Regions from separate parts of the Homo sapiens genome. Here region 1 is linked to region 2. Evidence: chromatin loops called from intact Hi-C (ENCODE). Cell type or tissue: chondrocyte. All regions are shown on one strand.

Region 1 (5,000 bases), 1.1 Mb before region 2:
GGAGGTGGTCATAGTGTGAGGGGAGGTGGTCATAGTGTGAGGGGAGGTGGTCACAGTGTGAGGGGAGGTGGTCACACTGAGGAGAGGTGGTCATAGTGTGAGGGGAGGTGGTCACACTGAGGGGAGGTGGTCACACTGTGAGGGGAGGTGGGCACACTGTGAGGGGTGGTAGTCACACTGAGAGGAGGTGGTCACACTGAGGGGAGGTGGTCACACTGAGGGGAAGTGGTCACACTGAGGGGAATGGTCATACTGTGAGGGGAGGTGGTCACACTGAGGGGAAGTGGTCACACTGAGGGGAATGGTCATACTGTGAGGGGAGGTGGTCACACTGTGAAAGAAGATGATCACAGTATGAGAGGTCATCCTTCAAGAGGCAAGTGCCCAAAAATCTGTTTATAATCTAGAGCAATATTTGCCTGAAATAAACTTTAAAAGTGGTTTTACGCTATTTAACCCAGTGTCAGAACAGCAGCATACAATATGAGCTCAAAATCTTGTATAATTTTAGTAAGGTAATTGTTTTTGGTTGGTTTGATACAATTCTCCAGAAAAATTAAGGAAGAAAGAGCCAACCTCATACACATTGCAGAATATATCCACGAGGCCTTACTGGTGGCACCCAAAGTTTTCAGAACCTCCCAGTACTTAGTTGTGAGAATCAGTTGCTTTTTCCCTATCACTGCCTTTATTGCTCTAGTTTAAATCTGAATTCCTGCAACCCTCACTGACTGCTCTTTCCAATGTGTGCATAATCTCCAGCACCCCGTTGTGTCTTGCTTAGCCAAGTGGCAATGACTTTATGCCTCCATATAGCTTGAGTCTGTTTTCCTATCTATAAGCTCTTATCACTAGTAAGTTAATAATCCAACAAAACCCTGCAAGGAATTGCCTTTTCTATTCAAAATAGAAGGAATTATTGGAAGTTGAAATAAATGTACCATCAGAGTCCACAGACTCTTGATCTAGGGTGATGTTCAAGAATCACAGTGTTTGGAAAGCAGCCAGCTCAACCCTGGGGGATGTGCTTTCTAGAAGTACCCTGCTCTGGAGGGCAGATATGCAGTGGTGAAGCAAATATAGCAGATGTTAACTGTGGAGTCCAGGTGCAGGTGTGCAGGTGTTCAGTGGACAATTCTTCAACTTGTCTCTGAAAATTTTTATAATGAAATGTTAGGAAAATCTCTACTACACTGTACCTATGTGCAGCATAAGATTCTCAGCTTCAAACAACTTTATTCTTTCTGAGCCCTACCTTTTTAAATATATCAATAAAATTTGACTTGATTGTGAATTTATTCTAAGGTTTTAAAATCCCACTTCTTGGGAATTATAAGCAAGAAAACTTTTCATATAGGACCTTTCAAGTAAAAAGGTTTAATCACTCCTTTTTTTTATTTTTAAATTTTTTTATTTTTAAAACAGAGGCAGGGCGTGGTGGCTCATGCCTGTAATCCCAGCACTTTGGGAGGCCGAGGTGGGCAGATCACCTGAGGTCGGGAGTTCAAGACCAGCCTGACCAACATGGAGAGACCCTGTCCCTACTAAATATACAAAATTAGCCAGGCATGGTGGGCCATGCCTGTAGTCCCAGCTACTTGGGAGGCTGAGGCAGGAGAATAGTTTGAACCTGGTAGGCGGAGGTTGCAGTGAGCCGAGATCATGCCATTGCACTCCAGCCTGGGCAACAACAGCGAAATTCCGTCTCAAAAAGCAAAAAACAAAACAACAACAACAACAAAACAAGTATGATCTACAGATGATTTTTATCTGAAAATGAAGGGCTTGAAATGACTAACCTGGATGACTCTTGAGGACATTATGCTAAGTGATATAAGCCAGTCACAAAAAAAAGTACTACAGGGTTCCACTCATATGAGATGCCTGCGTAGTCACATTCATAGAGACAGAGGTGGTTTCCAGGGCCTGGAGGATGGGAGGGTACGGAGCTGGTGTTTAATGGAGACAGCGTTTCAGCTGACGAAGATGAGAAAGTCCTGGAGATGGACAGTGGTGAGGGTTACACAGCAATGTGAATGTACTTCATGCCACTGAACTGTACACCTAAAAATTATTAAAATAAGACATGTTGTGTATACTTTGCCACAATTAAAAATAAATTTTCAAAAGCTAGAAAAAAAATGACCATCCTTGCAGAGCTGACTACTGTTGTTTTCATTCTCATGAAACTGCCGTTACAACTGTGCAGGGTCCAATTAATTTCTGTATCTGGCCTCTTACTGTGTTTTACAGGAGGAAGATCTTCCTTCCATAGAGCAGTTAGCCCATCAAATAGAAGATGAGGAAATCAACCCGACTGAGAAGCCCAGGCAATACCTCAAAAGAGTTTTTGAGGAATCCATCTACAAAACCCTGGTGGAGAGAAGCACTCTTGACTACCTGCACTATAACCGCTACCACCTGCCCATGTACGCGTGGCCAGGCATCGTTTAGTTGTAGGCAGGGTCTCCCCTTTATGGTTTTCATTTATTTAGTTCCTGGAAACGCGCTCTGTAGAAATAGAAAAGTTCTCTGCAGCCTGGTTTGACAGCGAAGCCAGCCCCTGGTGGTTTTGTTCATTCCTTTCCTTCCCTGACTTATGCCTGTAGTTTTCTATCATCCCAGTAGGTGGCACACGGCCGTGTGCCTCTCTTCTGGGGCAGGCTCGCTTTACAAATCCCAGGCATGTTCCTGTGCAGAATAATCCATTTCAGCAATAAAATGAGATCATAGTGTGTAAAACTTGTTTTTACCTTGGGTGTGATTCTGTTTGATTTCCTGGAAACTTCCGCTGCCAGTCTTGTTAGTTCTTCACATGTTTACCCAGCAGTACTTGTGGGTGATAAAAAAGAAAATGTGCCCAGAATGGAAAATTAGTAAACAGATGATGAGAAATTAAATCTGCAGTCCAACATAAGAAGCAGTGATTGTGTAGGAAAGCTTACATGACCTTTGGAAAGGAGGAGGCTGTATTTCTGTTTCAAATTGCAGATGAGGAGCATAAAGTCACAGAAAAGTTGGGTGCTCAAGGGGTTCACACATAGGTTTTAGATTAGAACGTGGTAACGTGGTAATGGGAAGTTCATCAAAGTTCATTTTCTTTGATCCTTAGCACTGTTGCTTTGCATTGAGGGGGGCGGGGTGAAGGGGTCCCTAGTACATGTCAACTCTAATGTGGATCAGAAACCCTTTTTCTTATAAATAAAGCAAATTAATTGCCCACTAGTAACTAACTGCATGGATTCAGGAATGAGGGGGAACAACACATAAGATTGTGCTCATTTATTGGGTCTCTCAGTAGACAGTGTGACACAATTTTTCACAGCAGGGCTTAAAACTGGTTTTTGTGAACAATTCCAGTTTTTTCTTCATGTGTTGTATTTTATGTAAATGTTGAGCAAAAGTTGGCACAAGATAAGGGATACACAACTATTAGAAGGAAAGTCAGAGCTGGCATTACAGCACTGTGTACACATTATCAAACTCTCTGCTGCAAACTGCCAACTTGTTGGAACTGCAAAGTTATTTGATATTGATATTTCTGCAAAATAAAATTGTTCCAGAATACTGGACTCTTGATTTTCCCAAGGCAGGCAAAAGCAAGCAATAAATGCTCCTAATTCCTTCACATGCACGTTTTCCGCAAATGCATGGGTCACTGGGGGGAGGGTCCAGCATTGGCCATATGGTACACACTGTGTCACTTGAATGGGGAACAATTGCTACTGGTCCACTCTTCAGAATTCAGACCCAGCACACGTGGAACCATATTTCAGGGGCTGGTGAATGAGTCAGCTCAAGCAACTCTCCTCCCCTGTCCCATTCCCCTGAAAGGACCTGGGTCAAACTCATAAGCAAAAGGAGTAAGTTTCTGTGACAGGTCCTGGGACCCCTGGATGCAGATTAACAGAACAATCTCGGAGGATCAACAGTTATGACTTCTGTGACCAAGTATTAGCATTAAAAAGCCTCCAGTCACATAAAAGTGACCCCAAATGACAATGTCAACCTTAATACCAAATCATGCATAAATGTGACAGTAAGTTTTCCTTTGCTGCCTTTTGAAAAAGGAGTGTTAGTGCTCCATAAGTATCACAGCAGACTTGAAAATATCTAGAATATATTTTAGTGTACAAAGTATATTGGGTGACATTATTTTAATCCTTATCTCACACTTCGAAAGTGGGTAATTTACAAGCTATTTAGCATAGATGCTAAATAATTTCCTGAATCTAAGAATCTTAGCATATCTGTTCAGACTTGAAAACTTTATCACTGAACAAGTTGCCTAAGAATAAAAGAGGAATTCAAGAGTTGTTGGTTATAACTTGCAATTGACTATTCTAAGGGCTTTGGGAAAATAACGGTGAAGATAAAGCCTGGCTTTTAAAAGGAAGGGCTTGAAACAGACCAATATTTGGACTTGGCTTGCACAAGGCATGAATTCCGTAAGTGGATTGAATGCTTGGCGTCTCTACATATTTCAGCACTTGCTGCTGAGCTGGGGACATCTTGGGCTGTAAGCCTGATCTTGGAATTCTACAGTTTTAAGCAAAGAATATTAATCAGAAAATACCAAAGTTAATTTTCCAAAGTTTTATTCCCCCAAATCACATGCAACAACCCCGCCTTCTGATGCCTCTAATTGCTCTCCCAACAGATGTCAGTTTTTAATAAAGAGTGTAACCACCGCCTTTCCAAAAATGGCTTATTATGGTTTTACTACACTCAAACATCACAGGAGGGCAAGAGAAAAATCAACGATGAAGTGAGGGAGGGAAGGAAATATGGCATGGAGCATAAAATGTAAAGCCAGCCAATCAATATTTACCCTTTCAAGAGGGAGAGAGAGAGAGGAGGGAGGGAGGGAGGGAGGGAGAGAGAGAGAGAGAGGGTGCGCATCCGAGTGAGCCAGTGTTAGCCAAGAAGCAGGGAGCAGGGCTCGAAAGTCGCTGAGCGCCGAGTGCGAGGAGCTGTTGATTGTTTTCTGGTTGAAAGAA
Region 2 (5,000 bases):
GAAGTAGGGCCTACCCTAATGAATTCATTTTAACCCAGTTAGCTCTTTAAAGGTTCTATTTCTAAATATGGTCACATTTTAAGATACTGGGGGTTAGGACTTCAACATGAATTTTGGGGCACATGGCTCAGCCACTCATCTCCACAGCCTCTTCTGAGGAATGAGAGTGGCTCTTTCTGCATGCAGTTGTCACACCCTGTGCCTGTGTCATGTGTCCCTGTGCCTTGAGTGTCCAAGTCAAAAGTAACCATATGGGCTGGACTTCGAGAAGCCACTTGCCCCTCAGGTGTTTTGGACACTGAACCTGACCAATGGGGGCTCTGCAAACCGGGGGTGCCTCCCTGACCCAGTCAGATTCTCCCTCTAGGAAGGGGGACTGCCACATTCTGGGAGCTCCTTTGTCATAGGAAAAGACCAAGTCACTGGCTTTGAGGATGGGTCCTGAGGGAACAAGTGCCATAGTTCTGGACCTGCACGAGGGCAGCTGTGTGTCCCAGGCTTGGCCATGAGAAGCCAGAGAGATGGGCCAGCTGCTGTTTAGTCTCCATGTCCCTCACTACGTAGTTCCCTGTGCTAACTGCCTCCTTGCAGCCCAAAAACTCTACTTAGTACAGAAGGACGCATCAACAATGGACATTCCCAAGGAACACATGGGGAAAGAGGCCATTAAAATAGGCCCTGAAGTCATGAGTGACCTCTGGAGACCAATGCTAGGTCTAAGATAAAGGCAGAGTAACAGCTCAAGTGTCTGTGTCTTTGGGGTCCCCCAGATGCAGACCCTGAGACAAAGATTCATGTGCAAGTAGTTAATGGGGACCAACAAGGAAATGGAAAAATGAGAAAGTGAAGGGAAAAAGAATCAACACGAGAGGTGGTAATGAGAAGATTGCCACTGAAGACAACTAGGGCTCAGTCCCACTGGGGGCCTGTGGGAAATGGCGAACATGTCTCAGGGTTGTTCCACCTGGGGCCAGGAAGCTGGGCCATATATCCTGCAACCTCCACCTGAAACTGCGTGAAGACCATGAACTCCCCAGCCCTAGCCACCTGTCTAATGGGCCCAGCACCCTCCTGCTCACCTCCAGGCAGAGACTTGCAGATGCTGGCAGCGGGAAGCCAGCACAAGGGAAAAGGGAGTGCACAGGGGCTGTGGGCAGTGGCTGCATTCTGCGGCAAGCTCTGCCTCCTCCCCTGAGTCACAGAGCAGGAGTTCCAACCACAGCTCTCTCTGCTCAAAGCAGCTGGCTGTTCACTGGGTGAAAAGGACTGCTGATTTCTGAGCGATGCCTTGTGGTCAGACCATCAAGTATCAGATCCTCTGTCACAGACACAAAAAGCTGATTCCTTTTGTTTTACCTTCTACATCTAACTATCCTTCATTTCATACCCATTCCACACAATTCATCTTACCCTACAGAGGCTGATGGGGTAATTCTTTTATTTTGTAGCTAGTAAAGAAACATGGAGAGATCTGGAAGTAGATACTTAAGTAAAATTCCTTTTAATAATTCTTGTGGTTAGACACAGTGGCTCACATTTGTAATCCCAGTGCTTTGGGAGGCCAAGGTGGGAGGATAGCTTGAGGCCAGGAGTTTGAGACCAACCTTGGAAACACAGTGAGACCACATCTCTACACAAAAATAAAAAATAGCTGGGCACGGTGGTGCCTGCCCGTGGTCCCAGCTCTTGGGAAGGCTGAGACAGGAGGCTCTTTTGAGCCCAGGAGTTCAAGGCTGCAATGAGCTATGATAGCATCAATGAACTACATCCTGGGTGTCAGAGCGAGATCCTGTCTCAGAAAAAAAATGAAACAAAACAAAGCAAAAAGTTGCAAATCTCTCAGATTAGGGAGCCCAACACTATGCACAGAAGAACAAGTTAACTTATTTTACCTTTTCCCCACATTAGGCAAAAAAGTAATCATTTAATTAAAGCAGTAAGATCAATTGGCTACTGAAAAATCTATTTTTTGGTACACATTATCATCCTGGGGGGAGAGGGGAGTTGCTCATGTCATCGAAACCATGGAAGGCCCAGGCCCAGGCCCAGGAGTGAGAACAGGCTCCGGAGCGTGCCCCTCAGGTGCACCCTCAGCCTACTCCCCCTCAGTTCTCAGGGGACACTCGCTGGCCGAGATGGCCACTTGGCACCCAGTGGAGGTGCTGGTGTACATACAGGCTTCCCCGAGGATGACAAGGGGTTGGCCCAGCCCCCACCAACCAGGATGGGACCTGGGCACTGGCTGCCAGAGGAGAACTGGCAGAACCCTGCCCTGTGGAGAAGTCACCTAACTGCCTTCTGCAGAGTGGGAGGGCATCTTTGTCCTCCCCCACCCCTGCCCACTCTTCTGGAATAGGAGAGGACGCCCTGGTAGATCCCACCTCCACTCCCAGAATGCTTTTCTTTGTCAGAACACTGGCTTGATTATAAGATCGGGTGCTTAACTTCTCTGAAACAGGCTCCTCTGCAGAAGGACAGATTGGCTATGATGATCTGATTAGACGACGAGGAGAAGCAGCCTGGCCTAGAAGGTGCTCAGTACGTGGCAGCGGTGATGGTCATCGTCTTCAGGTGCGAGAGAGGCTGGGGTCAGCGACCTGGGGCTTTCTTTGTATCATTTTATGAAGAAAGGTAAAAATACCACAGGCGAGAACAAGCAGCAAAGGGCGGATGAGATTTTTCATCTGCAGCTTTGAATTGATACCTTTAAGTATTGAGCTATTCTTTTGTTAGGACAGAACACGTTATTCCATTAGAAGAGAACATTTTGGGGTGGTGGAAGTGTTCCACGTCCTGTGTGGGGTGACAGTTACACGCATGTCACATCAGCAGTCTGAGGAGGGAGGGGAGAAGGGCCGGGCTGGATACCTTCAGCCTCTTCATCGCACTCCAGGCACCAAGTGCAAGGGCAGGGAGTTTTCATTATTTAGGGAATGCAGCCCTGGTGTAGAGGACACCTCGCGGAGACATCTCGAGTCCCGCAGGTGTCTGAGCTGCGCTGCGCGCCCCAGCCGGGAAGCCTTTTCTTATCCAACCGCGCCGCCCCGCGGAAAGCCTGGGTACTGCAGACGCCCTCACCGGCCCACCGACAGCTGGTTTTGAAGCGGGGGCTTAGAAAAGTAAAGGGGACAGTGTTTGGAGCCACGATGCCTTTGATGTGAGGCGGTTCCACCCAACAATCAACGAATCAAGCTGGAACTGCAGGCCCTACTTTTGTTGGGGGGAGGACCTTAAGGAATGTCACCCCCTTGTCCCCTACCCTCTGCCCCACGCCCAGCCTCTCAGAAGGCACCAGGCGTGAGTAGAGTGCGAGGCGTCCACACCCTCGTGTCCCTTCCATTCCCGGACACCTTTGCACCCTAGCCGAGGCCTCAGCACGGAGTGAGGGTTGCCTGGGGTGCCCTGCTGTGTGTGGGGCGTTCTTGCCTCCCGGGCCCTGACCCCACGGTCTGGGTCGGCGAGGCGTCTCTCCCTGGCGTCTGGACTGTGCGCCTGCCCCGCTTCCAGGCGACGAACGGCAGGAGCCGGGGGTCCGGCGGGACCCGGATCCAGGGCGGGCGGAAGGCGAGGGTCTCTCCTTCCCGGAACCCCCGCCCCGGAAACCTGCAACCAAACCGGGTCCCTCCTCCGCATCGCTCCCGCGCTCCCGGGCCGCCTCCCCACGCGGGCACCCACTCTCCGGGCCCTCGCAGCACCGCCCTCTCCGCGTCCACCCGCGCGGCCGACGCCGCCAGGGGCCCTGAGATCGCGGAGACAGCGCGCCCTGGCGCCTGGTGGGGCCCTCCCAGTGGCCAGAGCGCTCCTGGACCAGTCGGCTGTGGTCTGTGCCCAAACACGATGGAAACCGGGGCTGGGACGGGCGGTGGTACGCACGTGGAGGAGAAGAGGCATGGCGGGAAAACCACAGCCGAACACAGGTCGACTCGCACCTCCCAGGCACCCGCCGCCGTCTGACTCGCGGCTCTCCCCAAGGTTCCGACTCGCCGCCACCTCTTGGCACCACTCACCGGGCTCCGACCCGGGCCGCGAGTCCGCTGATGCGCAGCTGCCTCCGGCGGCTCCCGGGCTCTGCCCGGACCCGCGCGCAGAGACGCTCGGGAACGCTGGGCTCGGGCGCCTCCTGGCGGCGGCAGCACGCGGCACACGCTCGGTTCTCCGGCCCGAGGGGGCGCGTGGAGCGTACGCGGGATCCGCGCGCGGGCCTGGGCTGCTGGCCCACATTTCCCCGCTTGCTCGGATGGCGGCGCTGAGGCCTATTCGCCTCTTTATTAATAACGATGCCTCGGGAGGGAAAAAATAGAGCCTTTAAAAATCAGAGTGCGAGAGAGGAGTGTGTGTGTGTGTGTGTGTGTGTGTGTGTGTGTGTGTCTCGGGGCGTTGGTGAAAGCAATAAAACTCAGATCGCTTCCTTGGCGAGATAGCGGCGGCTATAATGCGCCGGGGGGATCAGGGGTTTATTTGCAGATCCTGGATAAAAGATGATATATCGACACGGTTTAGAGTGTCACTGCGCTTGGCCTCTCAGGGAGCCACAAGTACATATTTCCTGAAATACCGCCCAGCACAGTATCTAATCCGCCCGCCACTTAACACCGGGAGGGGAACTTCAGCAGCGCACAAGCGCGCTCCCGGTTTCCTGGTTCTGGGTGGGGAGAGCCCAAATGAGAAGGATCTGGTATGCCTAGACGCCCCCTCCCCTGGCCTTTGTCTTCAGTCCAAGTAATCACTTAGCGATGGGCCTTAATAAATACGTCTGAGAACTGTCCTTATGCTCGGTAAATATTGGATTAGCTTTTCAATGACCAGGCTCTTGAAAAGGCTCGAGAAATACACACCAGGTCTCAACTAAGCCCAACAGTCAATAGGTAAGGAAATAAGTTATTTCCCCATCTGAGGTGGGGAATGTTGGGAAGGGGGACTTCCACTCTTACCAAATTATCTGATTCTACTAAATATGACCGTTGTACTAAATAGGAAAGGGGGCGCATCCAAGTTTCCCA

The links. Peaks named below come from ENCODE experiments on the same cell type or tissue, not always from the same donor. Only the 100,000 strongest peaks of a DNase experiment are listed, where the experiment ranks them.
Region 1: it touches region 2 in a loop (3-fold over the local background); 2 of 110 quality-filtered maps call a loop at or near these places.

Annotation. Positions count from the first base shown.
Region 1 is chr20:20,357,957-20,362,956 of GRCh38, forward strand. CFAP61 (cilia and flagella associated protein 61) reads left to right here. Exons shown (of 27, transcript NM_015585.4): 27 at 2,254-2,742. The coding sequence ends at 2,454. Among named protein-coding and RNA genes, the nearest start is that of INSM1, 7.6 kb to the right of the region's middle. RefSeq lists an enhancer at 2,489-2,783 and a silencer at 2,489-2,783. In chondrocyte, CTCF peaks have their summits at 2,626 (motif pointing right) and 2,830; no DNase peak of the experiment used is centred here.
Region 2 is chr20:21,502,336-21,507,335 of GRCh38, forward strand. LOC112268271 (translation initiation factor IF-2) reads right to left here and starts at 4,070. Exons shown (of 6, transcript NR_171654.1): 1 at 3,874-4,070. RefSeq lists silencers at 1,228-1,357, 3,036-3,085 and enhancers at 2,907-3,407, 3,833-3,902. In chondrocyte, CTCF peaks have their summits at 3,043, 3,263 and 4,123 (motif pointing left); no DNase peak of the experiment used is centred here.